Linked DNA regions of Homo sapiens: region 2 is linked to region 1. A link is an interaction called in ENCODE POLR2A ChIA-PET data of the cell type or tissue named here. Cell type or tissue: PC-3. All regions are shown on one strand.

Evidence for each region. ChIA-PET counts read pairs that join two places held together with the same protein. Peaks named below come from ENCODE experiments on the same cell type or tissue, not always from the same donor. Only the 100,000 strongest peaks of a DNase experiment are listed, where the experiment ranks them.
Region 2: POLR2A ChIA-PET joins it to region 1 with 16 read pairs; 9 of 35 experiments call an interaction of 5 or more read pairs at or near these places.

Annotation. Positions count from the first base shown.
Region 1 is chr14:54,363,929-54,366,428 of GRCh38, reverse strand. No RefSeq gene overlaps it. Among named protein-coding and RNA genes, the nearest start is that of CDKN3, 32 kb to the left of the region's middle. In PC-3, no CTCF peak of the experiment used is centred here; DNase peaks (open chromatin) are centred at 1,208 and 1,668; H3K4me3 peaks cover 1,359 bases; H3K27ac peaks cover 2,500 bases.
Region 2 is chr14:54,446,300-54,448,799 of GRCh38, reverse strand. No RefSeq gene overlaps it. Among named protein-coding and RNA genes, the nearest start is that of CNIH1, 6.2 kb to the right of the region's middle. In PC-3, no CTCF peak of the experiment used is centred here; DNase peaks (open chromatin) are centred at 1,409 and 2,279; H3K27ac peaks cover 1,531 bases.

The DNA of each region.
Region 1 (2,500 bases):
GAACTCAAAAGACCGGATTCAAGTCCTATTTCAGCAATTAGCCACGTGTCCTTGGATAAATCACCGAGATACTTAACCTGAATGATAATTCCCTCATCTGTGGCAGGTAGAATGAAATTGCCACTTGAAAATGGATGAACTGACTTCTGAACTCAGAGGATTTCCTGCTGAGTTTGGTATCAATCAGTTGACTGGGGCTGGGTTAATCTTTGGGGAAGTCAGATTTCTGAACTTGAGGAACTAAGGCTGTATGTCAAGGATGCTGGGATAATCAGCTTGGAACCAACATGATTCCCAACTTAATTTTAGGGGAAAGTTCAGCCAGCTTCGGAAGCTGGGCTATTCACCTACCCAACTGCTCCAAGCCCAGACAGGTCTTGAATCAGACAACTCTCACAGGAGAGTGTAACTGGCATCTTTTCCCCATCTCATCTTGTTGGTTTTGGTAATGAGATGAGATTGGGTAGTTAAATTTGCCAGGAATGGAGAATGGCGTGATACTCTTAAATCTCTATCTTTCAGGAATACTTAGTTCATTTTATCTTATTTTATTATTTATTTTTTGAGACAGGGTCTTGCTCTGTCATCCAGGCTGGAGTGCAGTGGCACAATCATGACTGACTGCAGCTTCAACCTCCCAATCTCAAGCGATCCTCCCACCTCAGTCTTCCGAGTAGGTGGGACACAGGCACGTGCCACTACGCACAGCTAATTTCTTTTTTTTGGTGTTTTTTGTAGAGACAAGGTTTCACCATGTTGCCCAGGCTGGTCTTGAACTTCTGGGCTCAGGCAATCTGCCCGCTTTGGCCTCCTAAAGGCCTGCATTTACAGGCGTGAGCCACTGTGCCCAGCACTTAGTTCTGCTTAAATATAATCTAAAATAAGGAGAAAGAGCCTTATTTTAATCACTTCATACTGAAGTACATTCAGAATGAGTTGAGAACCCATGTCTTATAAGAATCCATATTAATGACCAAAAATATAAAACAGAAATGGCAAGGCCATCCAGTAGTTCTGTTCTTCCTGGAATGGGAGATGGCAGCCGAGAAAAGCAGGATTTCAGTAAACATCTCCCTCTTGTGCAGAAATCCCCAGTCCGGGATTCAAATCTGATTAAGTGAGTCAGGCTTGCATTTATTACCGTATATTACAAACATTTTTCAGCATTCAGGAGTGAGTGGTGTCTCTGTGGATTTGGCCACTTCCTGGCAATTATGCACTTGGCTGCTAGTGCAAACCAGCATGCCAAATGCCTGGAATGACGATCCATGTCTGAGCAGCTTTCAGTCTGGGAAGGATGTTGTCCAAACATCACGTTCCTTCCCGAGGTGGCCAAATCCTGGTTACAGTTCTGTCCTTTAAATCTATGTATCCTGAAACTTGGCCAGAAAGGATATGGCCACATCCCTTTGCCCCTTTCAGCTTCCGCAGCAAACACCTGGGGGAACTTGCATTGATTTTGCAGTGTCTGGCGGCTGCTTAGTCCAGAAGTAGTTTTGTGCTTAGTGCCTTAATCAGAAAATCACATTCTGAACATAATCTGTCAGGTGGATTATTAGAAAACACTAATTCTTTCAGAGACTAAGTCTGGAAGCCTGGTGAAATTCCAACTGAGTGATGGCATTGTTTTTCTGAAATGCCCTTCCAGCTTTATTTGCATGAGTATTAGCCAACCTGTCCAAACTGTAGCTGATTCACACTTGTTTGCGCTTCAGAAAACAGCCCTGGATTAGAAAGAGAGTCTATCTCTTGGCATGCCCTGTACAGCAGTGGGTCCTGGTAAAACCAAACAGTTTTAATGAAATTTAGCAAGGACTGTCTTGGTATACAATTGGCTCTCTGTCTCCACTGGTTTTGCATCCACAGAGTCAACCAGCCATGGATTGAAAATATAGTATTCACGGGATACAGAACCCACATATATGGGGGGCCAACTTTTCCTATCATTGGGTTCTACAGGGCCGGCTATGGGACTTGAGCACTTTAGTATCTGCTGGGGGGTGAGGGTGGCAGAGGTGGGGATAGGGTATCTTGGAACCAATCCCTTTGAGATACCAAGGGATGACTGTATATGGAGAGGACTAAAATGTATGCTCAATGAGGTGGGAATTTGGTCTGTTTACCATCTGTTGAATGAATAAGTGAACGAGCTTGTGAGGCTGAGGCAGAAGGATGGCTTGAGCACAGGAGTTCAAGACCAGCCCAGGCAACACAGCAAGACCCCTGTCTTAAAAAATAGTGATGAAAAATAAATAAGCAAATGGATAATTATAAACTTACCCTCTTCTTAATTACATAGTATATATCATCTTGTCCATTTCTTATTTCCTTTTAAGTTTGTCACTTTCTTTTTATTCAATTTAGATAGAAGGCAGTTAAAAGCCTTTCTCTATGAAATAGGCAAATGGAAAGTGAAAACGCCTTGACTAGAGTCCTGTGCCCACTTGTCTTTTTGCTTATCCCCCACTTCCTCCCATGAGCTTTGCCATTGTCTTCAAGA
Region 2 (2,500 bases), 82 kb before region 1:
AAAAAGACATGTACAAGAATGTATGTTACAGATTTGTCTATAATAGCTCCAGATTAAAAATAGCCCAGATGTCCATAAATAGGAGAACAGATAAACAAATTGTGATATATTCATACAGTGGAATGTTACAGAGCAATGAAAAAAAACCCTGTGAAAACACAAGATGGGTGAATTTCAGAAATATGCTGAATGAAAGAAGCCAGACAAGAGTACATACTATATAATTTCAATGATATGATGGTCTAGAAAAGACCAATCTAATCTATAATGCCAGAAAGCAGATGAGTGGTTGCCTTGGCTGTGGGTTAGGAAGCACCATGGTGGAAATTTTTTGGGTATTGTAAATGTTGAACATTTTGATTGTGGGTGGGTGAGTGTATAATTTTCCATACACTCATTGACTGTGCCCTTAAAATGGGTAAATATTATTTTCTGTAAATTATACCTTAATAAAGTTGATTTTTAAAAAGTGAATGAACTGCTGATACATGCAGCAATATGGATGAATTTTGAAGAGAAAACCCCAAAAGATTATGCTGAGCCAAAACAAAGCAGACACCAAGAATACATATCATATGATTCCATTTAGTGAAGTTGAAGGACCCGTAAAACTCATCCATGGTACTAGAAAGCAGAACAATTGTTGCCTAGGGGGTAGGTCATGAGAGAACTTTGTGGGGTGATGGAAATGTTCTCTGTCTTTAGGAGGGAGGTTACGTAGGTGTATATGTGTATTGAAACTCCTTGAATTATACACTTAAGATCTGTGCATTTCACCATCTTTAAACTATGCGGCTTATGAAAGACACATACAAATTAAGAACAATAGCCCTGGCGTGGTGGCTCACGCCTGTAATCCCAGCACTTCAGGAGGCTGAGGCAGGTGGATCACCTGAGGTCAGGAGTTCAAGACCAGCCTAGCCAGCATGGTGAAACCCTGTCTCTACTAAAAATACAATAAAATTAGCCAGGCCTGATGCCATGCACCTGTAATCCCAGCTACTCGGGAGGCCGAGGCAGGAGAATTGCTTGAACCTGGGAGGCGGAGGTTGCAGTGAGCCAAGATCACACCACTGTACTCCAGCCTGGGGGACAGAGTGAGACTCCGTCTCAGTAAATAAATAAATAAATAAATTAACCGGGCATGGTGGCGGGTGCCTGAAATCCCAGCTACTCAGGAGGCTGAGGCGGGAGAATTGCTTGAACGTGGGAGGCGGAGGTTGCAGTGAGCAGAGATCGTGCCACTGCACTCCAGCCTGGGGAATAGAGCGAGACTGTCTCCAAAAACAAAAACAAAACAAAACAAAGTGACTTTTTTTGCACATATGAAATTGTTAAGTCATTTCTGTACATTAACTCCCTTCATCATGGTTGTGTAACAGGCACTCCCAGTGCAAAGGGCAGAATGGATGACACAGCCACCAATATTGAGAAACTACATCCTGCTGGGCAGCCTGAAGCTCTCTACTTGCATGCTGCCGTAACCCAAGGTTTTGGAAAGGTACATAGTGAGCAGAAAAAAACATGAACACATTGTCAGCTCTGCCACATACAGAAAATAACTGAGAATCACACATTGTTCTGGAGGGGCAGAGCTACCTTTTCTCAAAAAAAAAAAAAAAAAAAAGAGAATCCTGGGAAAGGCTTCTCTTCTGAGTATGTGGCATAGGGGGCATAAAGCCTTGAACAAACTCTGAGCTCTGCCAACAAGAAAGAAGTGGGAGTGGGTTTGGGAGCAACCAACACTTTCGGTTACGCATCCCATTTTCCCCAGCTTCATAACTATTCTTTCCAAGTCTTATGTCTGAGTCACATGTCTAGATCCATAGCCCACCCACAACCACCACTAATTACCAGGTGAAATTGCTTCTTCCCCAATTACACAAACATCTTCTGGAAGACTGGGGACTGATGACCTATAGTCTTCTGTGCCCAGGGTTCTTTCCTCTTGGAAGTGCCTCATTATTCAAGGCAAGGGCCCAGATCATCCGAAAGCATAGTGGATTGCATATGGCATTTGTAACTGGGATGAGATGTTCTCCTATTATTCTCCCTTTGTGGGAGTCCTCACTAGTTAGTTGGTTGAGGATAAATTTACACCAATGCAGAGCTTTCCCTTTTATGTTACCACCATGTCTCTGAGCATCCTACGCCCCCACCTGCCCTGCCCTTGGCACTGGAGGAGTGCTGGGCAGAGTGCCAAGCCTCACTCCCACCTGGATGATCAGTGGTGAAGTATGGCTTGCTGTCAATTGGCAGAAACCCCGAGCTGAGCTGCCAAGCAACTCCCTGGAGTTTGGCAAGGTGGTGCTTGTTTCCTTAGAGCCTTGCAAGTTTCTTGAGGTCACGTTCTCCTAACTGCTCAGCGCCTCCCCCTTCCCTTCCTCAATACCAGCTTTATCTAGTTGGGGGTTGGGGAGGGTGCTGGAAAATTTCTCAGATGTGTATCTGAACTTTTTCTGTGTATCTGAAGTTTTTCTTAGACTAGATGCTTTGTATT